3 separate regions of the Homo sapiens genome follow, and all the other regions are linked to region 2. Evidence: chromatin contacts called from ENCODE Hi-C or POLR2A ChIA-PET data. All regions are on one chromosome and are shown on one strand. Each heading gives the region's core, a stretch centred on a gene start or an enhancer-like site at or near the end of the contact. The rest is flanking DNA. Distances are from core to core; before and after follow the strand shown.

Evidence for each region. A loop is a pair of places that touch in the nucleus more often than their neighbours do. ChIA-PET counts read pairs that join two places held with the same protein, here RNA polymerase II (POLR2A). Pooled maps may share reads with other maps.
Region 1: a loop to region 2 is called in a pooled map, with 2.7 times the contacts of the local background. The contact joins the promoter of CD28 here to the enhancer-like site in region 2. A Hi-C loop is called at or near these places in 1 of 50 pooled maps. POLR2A ChIA-PET finds 5 or more read pairs at or near these places in 2 of 52 experiments (OCI-LY7 and activated naive CD4-positive, alpha-beta T cell).
Region 3: a pooled map shows a loop between it and region 2 (2.5-fold over the local background). The contact joins two enhancer-like sites. A Hi-C loop is called at or near these places in 1 of 37 single-sample maps with no recorded cell type and 1 of 50 pooled maps. POLR2A ChIA-PET finds 5 or more read pairs at or near these places in 1 of 52 experiments (activated naive CD4-positive, alpha-beta T cell).

Annotation. Positions count from the first base shown.
Region 1 is chr2:203,704,094-203,708,015 of GRCh38, forward strand. CD28 (CD28 molecule) reads left to right here and starts at 2,546. Exons shown (of 4, transcript NM_006139.4): 1 at 2,546-2,655. The coding sequence starts at 2,604. RefSeq lists an enhancer at 2,426-2,575.
Region 2 is chr2:202,664,867-202,668,559 of GRCh38, forward strand. All of the region lies in intron 1 of FAM117B (family with sequence similarity 117 member B), which reads left to right. Among named protein-coding and RNA genes, the nearest start is that of FAM117B, 32 kb to the left of the region's middle. RefSeq lists an enhancer at 1,563-1,642. Within about 2 kb of position 1,670, at least 5 of the 41 ENCODE cell types and tissues checked have a DNase peak (open chromatin) inside an H3K27ac peak, as active enhancers do; they include OCI-LY7, where a contact is called at or near this core.
Region 3 is chr2:203,686,753-203,690,490 of GRCh38, forward strand. No RefSeq gene overlaps it. Among named protein-coding and RNA genes, the nearest start is that of CD28, 18 kb to the right of the region's middle. Within about 2 kb of position 2,204, at least 10 of the 41 ENCODE cell types and tissues checked have a DNase peak (open chromatin) inside an H3K27ac peak, as active enhancers do.

The DNA.
Region 1 (3,922 bases), core at 1,296-3,795, 1.0 Mb after region 2:
TGACCCGATTACTACTATTTACATAGTATTAACTAGATGCTATGTAGTCATCTTTAATATGCTTGAAGACAGTTATTAACTCACTCCTTAGCCTTTTGTTGTTGATCATGGAAAACTACTGGGTATCTTTGTTTCTTCTGTGTATATTCTCAGTATGTATAATGAGTCTCAGAGCCTCTTGTTTTAAGATCTGGGTAGGCTGGTGGCTCTAGAATATGGATGACCTTTTAGGAAAGGTCACCTTGCCATCTGTAAATTTTCCCCCAGATAGACTTCAGGCCCTGGGGAAGGCATGGGTTCCCCTAACTGGATAGAGGATCAGAGCCAGGAAGACTGTGTCAAATTCTAGAAGTGAATCTTCTCCAGGACTCAGGGCATAGCTTTGTCACTTACCTATAGTTCAGAAGTGTGAGTGAATCATTTCCAAGGACAAATTTCTCCAAAGGACCAAAAGATGTGTTAGTAAGAGGGGTTCACAAAGACTGTGTTTGTGGGAAAATTGAAGTGTGAACAAAGAAGGTCTACCAGGACAGGAAATACTTTTGATCTGTCATTTATCAGATCAGGAGGGAGGGACATGAAGCCTGCCTCCTCTTACAGCTAGGTCATCAAAGAGTTTGACTGTAGCATTTTAAAATAGCGAAGAAAAAAAGGTAACAACACTAGGGGTTTGTTAAACAATTTATGATATAATTAGAGAATGGAATATTATGCATCAATTACAAATAATGTTTATAAAGATACTTAAATGACATGGGAAAATGTTCAAGATATAACAAATAATAGTACATATCTGATGAAAACTATAAGTAAAACATGATATTAAACATGTAAAAATCTTAACAGACCAACAGGTGGAAGGCAGTGGACCAGAATATTAGCAGTGTTTATATTAGGGTGGTAAGAATGTGGATGAATCTTGTTTTAATGCTTATAATTTTTCTAAACATTCTCAATGAAATATGCCTTACTTTTATAGTCAGAATAAAAAGCAATACAAGTTATCTTTTAAAACAACCCACATACACAAAACCCCCAACTAGAGTAATTGCACAAAGCTTAGATTATCAAAAAGAAGAAAAAAATTACTGGAAAAGTTTTGAAGAAGTCATTGAGTACAAGATACTGACGTAGGTGCCGGAAGAAGAGAGCAGTTGGCCGTGCTGGTGGAATAACCCTCTCTGCAAAGGGCCTGGGAGTTGAAGAAGGGTGCAGTCGGGTGGTGGTTATGAATCTCAGAAATCCTGCCACGGAGCCTCCTTTTGTGCCCTATTACTTAACCTTGAGGGACATAGAGAGCATGAGACACCAAGGGGCTTTTGGTTGCCTTACTGTCCCACTAAGAACATAGAATGTTGTTTTGACTTTCCCTTTGCTTAGGGAACCTCCCCCAGATACTCAGCTGGCTGGCTGCTTGCACGTAGAATGGGTTTTGCAAAGTTCCTAGAAGTGAGTTGGAGGAGGCTTGACATAAATCAAGCACTGTGTGCTAAATGCTCCAGAGGGCTACCTTATGTCCTACACAAATGTTACATTTCTAATATTTGTAACTCCTTTAAACGTTTATGCAGATGTTTCCCAATTCCTCAGTAGAATTCTTACCATTATCTTTTTGACACAACCTGTCCCCATCCTATGAAAATCTCTCCTCTGCTAGAGACTTTATTCTTTCTTTCTCTCTCTCCCCCTTCCTTCCTTCCCTCCCTCCCTCTTTCTTTCTTTCCATCTTTCTTTCTTTCTTTCTTTCTTTCTTTCTTTCTTTCTTTCTTTCTTTCTTTCTTTCTCTTTCTTTCTTTCTTTTCTTTCTTTCTTTCTTTCTCTTTCTCTCTCTTTCTTTCTTCCTTTCTTTTTTCTCTCTCCCCTTCCTTCCTTCTTTCCTTCTTTTCTTTTCTTTTCTTTTCTTTTCTTTCTCTCTTTCTTTCTGTCTTTCTTTTCTCATTCTGTTGCCCTGGCTGGAGTGCAGTGGCATGATCTCGGCTCATAGCAGCCTCCACCTCCTGGGTTCAAGCGATTCTCCTGCCTTAGCCTCCCTAGTAGCTGGGATTACAGGTACCCACCATGATGCCTGGCTAATTTTTTGTATTTTCAATGGAGACGGGGTTTCACCATGTTGGCCAGGCTCGTCTTGACCTCCTGGCCTCAAATGATCCACCCACTTTGGCCTCCCAAATTGCTGGCATTACAGGCGTGAGCCACTGCACCCGGCCTGTTCCTTCTTAAGAACACTTTGTCTCCCCTTTAATCTCTGCTGGATTTCAAGCACCCCTTTTACACAACTCTTGATATCCATCAATAAAGAATAATTCCCATAAGCCCATCATGTAGTGACCGACTATTTTTCAGTGACAAAAAAAAAGTCTTTAAAAATAGAAGTAAAAGTCTAAAGTCATCAAAACAACGTTATATCCTGTGTGAAATGCTGCAGTCAGGATGCCTTGTGGTTTGAGTGCCTTGATCATGTGCCCTAAGGGGATGGTGGCGGTGGTGGTGGCCGTGGATGACGGAGACTCTCAGGCCTTGGCAGGTGCGTCTTTCAGTTCCCCTCACACTTCGGGTTCCTCGGGGAGGAGGGGCTGGAACCCTAGCCCATCGTCAGGACAAAGATGCTCAGGCTGCTCTTGGCTCTCAACTTATTCCCTTCAATTCAAGTAACAGGTAAACAATGTTAATGTCTTTCTTTCTGTAAATATTTTTTGAGGTCTTCCAATTGGCTTAGTTTATTTTAAATTTCTAACAATGTGTGAAATTTGAACATTTGAAGTGTAGTTTTGCTGTAATAGGGCAATGTGTTATTTTGAAAATCATTGATTCTCAGACTACAATATAGTATCTTAACAAAAGTCCCTTGGAAATAAATTTTCTAAGCTATTAGTTTCTCTAGCTATTAGTTGATAGTGTCCCAAGAATTTATTATTATTATTATTATTTTAAATTGAGATGGGGTTTCACTATGTTGCCCAGGCTGGTCTCAAACTTCTGAGCTCAAGCAATCCACCTGCCTCTGCCTCCCAAAGTGCTAGGGTTACAGGCATGAGCTACCATGCCCGGCCAATAATTTTTAATTTATGTATCGTTTCTTTCTTTCTTTCTTTTTTTTTTTAATTTAAGAAAGCTGCTGTAAGTAGATTGGCTCTGGAAGCTCTGAATTTAGGTTGCCTATGTTCCTAACACAGGTCCAATTCTCACTAGGTAAGCTTAGGCTTAGCTATTATTTAAACTCTCCAAACCTCAGTTTCCTTAACTGTAAAGTGGGAATAATAATAAACCTCACCTCAAGGTCATTGTGAGGTAAAATGAAATAATCCATGCGAAGGGCTTAGCTCAGTCAGGCTTCAAGATAAATGTGAACTGTAATTACTCTATCTACCTGAATTGAATGAGTTCCAACATGAATTCTGGAGTCACCACAGAAGCTGCTACAACACCAATATTAATAAATTAGTTTTCTTTTACAATCGGCCAAAATGTATTTTCTTAGATTAAAATTCTTTAAGTTCCCAATGACGATGATGAGGAGGATAATACATCTAGCACTTTGAGCAGCACACAGTTCTCGTAACTAGAAGGTAGGTATTACAGTTAACTTCATTTCAGATGAAGAGACTGAGGGGTAGGCACATTAAGGGATTTGCCCAAGGATGTACAGGTGGCAGCTATAGGAGGCAGGGTCTGAACCACCTTAGTCTGACTCCAGTGCCGGTGTTGTTGATTATTATGCTATTCCATCTAACATGGTGTGATTTGTAATTTCATGGACTCAGGTAAATCCAGGGTTAAATTAACTTCGGAAAATCACAAGCACAATTCCTAACAGAAAGAATTTGTTACTTGGGTGGGCTGGAGTAAGATGCTCATTCAACGTGTTCTCAGAGTTAGAAAAAGGCCCCCGCTTGGTTCAAAAACTGGACTGATAGGGGTCAAC
Region 2 (3,693 bases), core at 420-2,919:
AGCAGCTTAAAACAATATCCGTTTATTATTTCACAGTTCTGTAGGTTGAAAGTTGGGGCGGGGAGGAGGCTCCACTGTGTTTTCTGCTCAGGGTCTCAAAAGCCAATATCAAGATCAAGCTGGGTTTGGCTTTTATCTGGAGACTTTGGTGGGGAAGAAGGTGCTTCCAAACTCATTCATGGAGTTGACAGAATCCAGTTCCTTGAGGTGATAGGACTGAGATGACTGCATTGTCGTGGACTGTTAGCTTTAGGGGTCACTCTCAGCTCTGAGGCGGCTCTCATATCTTTTCCACATGACCCTCTCAATTTTCTTTTTTCTTTTTTTTTTTTTGAGACAGAGTTTCGTATGCTGCCCAGCTGGAGTGCAGTGGTGTGATCTAAGCTTACTGCAACCTCTGCCTCCTGGGCTCAAGTGATCCTCCCACCTCAGCCTCCCAAAGTGCTGGGGTTATAGTTGGCCAACCCTCTCAATTTTCAAAGCCAGCAGTGGAATATCTCTCATATAGAATCTTTTTTACTTGCTCTTCTGCAGCCAGCCAAAGAAAACTTTCTATTTTTAAAGGGCACTTGTGATTAGATTGGGCCCTCCTGGATAATCTCCCCATTAATAACTCACTACTAACTGATTAGCAACCTTAATTTCATCTACAGAATCTCTCTTGGCACATGATGTAATCGTGGATGTGATATCTCGTTGTGTTTTCAGTCCTGGGGATTAGGACAGGAAATCCTCTTTTTGTTGTTGTTGTTGAGACAGAGTCTCACTCTATCACCCAGGCTGGAGTGCAGTGGTGCAATCTCGGCTCACTGCAACTTCTGCCTCCCAGATTCAAGCAATTCTCCTGCCTCAGCCTCCTGAGTAGCTGGGACTACAGGTGCATGCCACCATGCCTGGCTAATTTTTGTATTTTTAGTAGAGACAGGGTTTCACCATGTTGACCAGGCCGGTCTCGAACTCCTGACCTCGGGTGTTCTGCCTGCCTTGGCCTCCCAAAGTGCTGGGATTACAGGCGTGAGCCATGGAAACTGGCAGGACAGGAAATCTTGGGAGACCATTTTAAAATTCTGCCTACTGTAGTCAGCTAAGAAACTAATACAAACCATTCATCCTACTCACTGGTAGTGACTTATTGATATAAATATTACAAACACAAACAAATAGCTATAAATATGTATTATGGCAACATTTGTTATGACTAAAATTTGACAGAAGAAAACATTCATTCTGCAATTTGTGTCTGCATAGTTTGCTTAAATTGGGAATGGTATTGTTACAAAGCAAACCTTTTGATGATAGAGACTTTGTTGAGAAAATCTGATATAGTCAAAAGCAGATTGGGTCTTTATTATAAACTTTACATTAAAAACAATTGAAACGGAAGTTATGTTAGCAAAATAAACATGAAAATTGAAAAAAAATAGAAACAGTTTACCTATGGTTTTCAGAAAACTAATTTAAAAAATGTTGACTCATTGAAGTTTGCATTGGAAAAATACTTTGGTAAAATGTTTATTGGTGTTACACGTTCACAAACGCACACACATATGTACCATATGTACAGTCATAATTCTAGGTGAGGATGGCAGACAGAAGGCTTGAAGAGTCAGAGAAGTTCAGCCAGCCACATTTTTTTTTAAATTGTATCTGAGCATGTACTATGTATGTTTATATTTTGACACTGCTAGCTGGGTTTTCACTGGTGGGTGGGATGTGGGGGTATGTTACAGACAACTTTCACTTTCTACTGTATTCACTTCTGGTTTTTGACTATTTTGAAATAACATGTTTCGTTTCATTTCTTTTTTTTTTTTTTTTTTGAGACAGAGTCTCGCTCTGCTGCCCAGGCCAGAGTGCAGTGGCGCGATCTTGGCTCACTGCAACCTCTGCCTCCCGGGTTCAAGTGATTCTCCTGCCTCAGCCCGCTGAGTAGCTGGGACAGCTAATTTTTTGTAGTTTTAGTAGAGATAGGGTTTCACCGTGTTAGCCAGGATGGTCTCGATCTCCTGACCTCGTGATCCACCTGCCTCGGCCTCCCAAAGTGCTGGGAGTACAGGTGTGAGCCACCACGCCCGGCCAGTATGTTTCATTTCTATAATAAAAATGCAGATCGAAAATCTGTGTTGTAGCAGTGATTTAAAATAAAGTGAAATGATTTTTAAAGAGTTTAAAAATAGAGTAAAAATGTCGTAAAAACTGGGACTTGCTCCAGGCCTCTATTTGAGTTACTTTAGTAAATTTTTCTTTTTTTTGAGATGGAGTCTTGCTTTGTCGCCCAGGCTGGAGTGCAGTGGTGCGATCTTGGCTCACTGCAACCTCCGCCTCCTGGGTTCAAGCAGTTCTCCTGCCTCACCCTTCCGAGTAGCTGAGACTACAGGCACGTGCCACCATACCTGGCTAATTATCATATTTTTAATAGAGACGGGGTTTCACCATGTTGGCTAGGCTGGTCTCGAACACCTGACCTCAAGTGATCCACCCGCCTCGGCCTCCCAAAGTGGTGGGATTATTAGCATGAGCCACCACGCCCGGCCTAAGTATTTCTTTTTGAGGCAGCTTAAAGAAAAAAAGCTTTGTGTATGTGTGTCTGTGTGTCTGTGTGTGTGTGTCTGTGTTTGTGTGTGCGTGCGCGCGCATGTGCTGTCTCTTTTTCCATAGAAATAATATTGCTCTGTTCTTGAATCCAATTATTACAATGAAGGTGATAATTATGTAGAGAGGAATAACTGTGTCAAGGTATTCCTGAATGGTACTGGTGTTATGTTTTAGACCAATCTCAAGATAAACCTTAGCCATTTGGCCCCACTAGATAGTGTAGGGATCTAAACTAAACTAGATAACCTAAGTTAAATTACCTATTTCTACTCAAGTTGAAGTAGTATGCTGGCTATATTTTTTTCTGCTAGGTTTCAGTCTTTGGAGGCCTTTGGGATATTGACAGATGAGGAGATAATTGATAAGTAGTGAAGTGGACAGCTAGCATGGCTGAACCACAGAAAAGAGTAGTGGATTGAGGTTATAGGGTGATAATAGTGAGGATAGTAGTAGAGTAGTATTAGAAGTAAAATCACTGTTCCCAGGCATGGTGGCTCATGCCTGTAATTCTAGCACTTTGGGAGGCCCAGATGGGAAGATTGCTTGAGGCCAGGAGTTTGCTTAGGCAACACAGTAAGGCTCCATCTTTAAAATATATATATATTGTAAATATATATCATATATTTTATAAAAATATATTTATATAAAAAATATTTTTATAAAATATATATTTTATAAAAATATATAAATATATAATTATATAATACATACATATTATATTATATAATATATATTTATATATTTTTATATAATATACAATATAATATATATTAATATTTATATATTTAGATACATATATAAAGATATAAAAATATTTATATATTAAATGCGGTGGCATGCACCTGTAGTCCTAGCTACTTGGGAGGCTGAGGTGGGAGGATGGCTTGAGCCCTGGAGTTAGAAGGTACAGTGAACTCTGATCTGGGCATAGTGGCGGGTGCCTGTAATCCCAGCTACTTCGGAGGCTGAGGCAGGAGAATTGCGTAAACCTGAGAAGTGGAGGTTGCAGTGAGCTGAGATCACGCCACTGCACTCCAGACTGTGTGACAGAGCGAGACTCTCTCTCAAAAAAAAAAAAAAAAAAAGAAAAAGAAGGTA
Region 3 (3,738 bases), core at 954-3,453, 1.0 Mb after region 2:
TGAGAATCACTTGAACCAAGGAGGTAGAGGTTGCAATGAGCTGAGATTGCGCCACTGCACTCCAACCTGGGCAACAGAGTGAGACTCTGTCTCAAGAAAAAAAAAAAAAAAGTTCAGCCTTTAATGGAAGAGTCAGACAAATAAACAAAATACATAAAATAATTATGTTTTATGTGGCCAGTTATGAAAAATAAACTAGATATTGAGGTAAGGATGAAATGGAAGTACATAGGGGGTGAGAAATAACTGTCAGGAGGAAGGAAAAGGCCTGGGATGAGTAAAGGGGAAGAACATTTTAGAGGAAAAAAACTCATGTTAAAGACCTCAGGCCTAAAATAAATTGGTGTTTTAGAGGCTAGAGAACAATGCCCATGAGTCTATAGCAGAGTGAGTGAGGGGGTGAGTGTGTCCTAACTGGCAGAAGTCCTCTAAGGATTTTTGGATCTATTGTCAAGGACAGTATATCAAATGGTAGATGTTGACTGTTTGCAGAGCGCTCAGGAAGCTTTACATCATTATCCACAGCAAGAGGTCTGAGCTTGAGTGTGGTCCTCCCACTGCACATGTAATCTCAGATACTACATGTTCTACCTTGCTGAGTAATAGTAAGTAGAATGGAATGTTGGACTTTATCTAAAATGTGGGAGTAAAACAAGTACATGTGAAACTGCAGAGCTTATCATTCTGGTCCAGGTATCATGAGGAAAGGAGAAAACCATGGTTGGGAGCGGCCATCCACACCCAACTAGTATTTGGAACTGGAGGCTACAGAGAATTCTGCTACTGAGGTCTACAATGTTATTTGCCCTTTCTGCTCCTTGATCTTTCACTGCATAAACCATCTGGGAAGTGTCCTTTATGGTTGTCATTAAAATGCTGCCAGATTCCAGTATTGAGACCATAGGGAATGCAGTAGTGTGCGTGTGTGTGTTTGTGAGTGTGTATGTGTGTGTGCCATCCATGTGTGGGTAGATGAGATGCTGATGGGAACCGGATATACTAATGTATTCAGGGGTTCTTAACTAGGTGTCCAATGTAAACTTGGTTGAGAAAAAAATTATACCTTCCTTTTCATTATCCTCTCCAACTGAAATTTAACATTTCAATGATATATTTAAGTAACAAACCACAGTATTTTTTGCAGTACTTGTCACTTTGTCATCAATAGAATCACAGATATTTTCATGTCACATTATAGTTGTTCCAAGTATCTCAAAATATTACTTATGCTTACCACTACTTCAAAATTATGGTAGTTATCGGCTGGATGCGGTGGCTCACGTCTGTAATCCCAGCACTTTGGGAGGCCGAGGCGGGTGGCTCATGAGGTCAGGAGATTGAGACCATCCTGGCTATGGTGATACCCCGTCTCTACTAAAAATACAAAAAATTAGCTCGGCGTGGTGGCGGGGCCTGTTGTCCCAGCTACTTGGGAGGCTGAGGCAGGAGAATGGCATGAACCTGGGTGGTGGAGCTTGCAGTGAGCCGAGATTGTGCCACTGTACTCCAGCCTGGGCAACAGAGCGAGACTCTGTCTCAAAAAAAAAAAATTATGGTAGTTATCATACCATAGCTAGATTTAATATGTTAATGAAGCATATTTATTACTATATCATGAACATTTGTTTTTAAAAAAATATTTGAAAACTACATTTCAAAACTTTCAGTTTTCTTTGCAATCCAATGTATTTTATTTTATGCATTTCAAAACATGATTGTGAGAAGGGGTCTTTAGGCTTCCAGACCACCAAAGGGGTCCCTGACACAAAAAAGGTTAAGAGCTGTCAGACTTATTGGACATAGTCTTGCCAGGTGGATGTAAGAGGAATGTTGGGGACAAAATGCCCGCATATCCACTTTCATATGAGACTTTTTTTGCATACTGACTGAGTAGAAAAAGGGAAAAGGCAATAAGTACTTAACCTCATGCTTGCACAGAAACACATACATAACTTTGTCCAGCTTGTAGACTGAATTTCTGAGAAATAAAAAGACAGTAATAGATCTAGAGAGCTTAGAGAGAGATCTGCGAGAACAAACCCACAATCTTGGGTACATATTGTGCATTTCCATAAACCTTCCCTAAGTAGAGATCTGGGAAAAGAATGGACATAATTTTCTCGAAACTCTGACCTCTAGGACCTGGAGAAAGTCCATTCAGCCAGCCAGAGCCCTCCCTATTCCCTTGGGCGGTAGCCTCAGAGTCCTCTGGGACAACATCTGCAAGCGGAATGCAAATCACTAGCCTGTCTGCCACCCCTCATTGCTCAGCACCTTATGGTTGCTATTTTTAGGAAGTCCGAATTTCTCAATAGAGACACAGCATCACCAGCAAGCCCTGAGAAGTTAGCCTTGTTTCCCAAATGTCTGAGGGTGGACCCAGAGTAAACACTCCACCTTCACTCCCTTCTGCTGAAATTAAAATGCTTCTATTTCTGCAGCTTGAAGGGAGGAAAGAGAGAGGGAAGAAGAAATGTTTGTTCATTTCTTCAGGTATTTTAGAAATTGAACTTGCAAGCAGGGTCTGTCTCCAGTTAATCAAATAAAAATTCTTCTTAGTATCACAAGACAATTTAAAACTAGAAAAACTCAGAAACTGCATCTGACAAAGGTCTAATGCCCAGAATCTATAAGGAACTTAAATAATTCAACAAGCAAAAAAGAAACAACCCCATTACAAATTGGGCAAAGGACAGAGACTTCTCAAAAGAAGACGTACATGCAGCAAACAAGCATATAAAAAATCCTCAACATCCCTAATCATCAGAGAAATGCAAATCAAACCACTATGAGATGCCATCTCACATCAGTCAAAATGGCTATTATTAACAAGTCAAAAAATAACAGATGTTGGCAAAGTGGCAGAGAAAAGGGAACACATACACTGGTGGCAAATGAGGCCATTCACTCACCCCCATCCTCCACTTCCCACCCTCCACCACACAAACCGAACGATGGTTTCTGATAATGCCCCTTTCACTCATTCACACAGTCTGGCGGAAGCTCATTCTGAAGTGATGGTTTAATCGCAAAGAGCAAGAAGCCAGAGTCAAAGAATCCATCAGCTTTTCCAAGATTACAATCTTAGACTGGAAGGATTGTGTTTGAATCCTTTTCTGCTACTTACTAGATCTTTCCATCTATCAAATGGAATAATAATAATTACTCCTATACAGTAGTTCTGTGAGATAACATGTGTGAATTGAAAAGTGCCTGATCAACGCTAGTTAATGTATAACTGCTATAACTTCTGTTTTCCTAGACAAGTGTGATAGTCTCAAAGGAAGCTTGCTCCTGTTTAATGAATGCTAAAGTATTATCTGGCGTCCTAGGGCCATTTCTCATTGCCTCGTTTTTTTCTCCTGCAAATTATCCTCTACTGCTTATGTCTTCAGTCTTTCTCCCTCTGCCTCCTGCTGCCACCTGCTCCCACCTTGGGGACCTGCCTCCCTGCAGAAAGCAAGTGTCCTGCTCTGGGCCATGTGGTAGCTTAGTGGTAAAGACTCTCTCCCTGGAGGTGGGACCTGTGGTTTCTGGGCAAGAACTGTGATGGGTGGGTAGGTCTGCCTAATAATTCTGGGGTGCTTGTTGTGACTGCACGGCTCAGCCACGTTCTCGGGTAGCCCTCTATCAGCGATATTTTCCTCTCTGTCTGCCTGACTCCTTTGTCTTTCTTGGTCTGTCTTATAGGATTTAGAACTGAATTAGCAAGTAGGAAGGAGTAATTTATTAGCCACC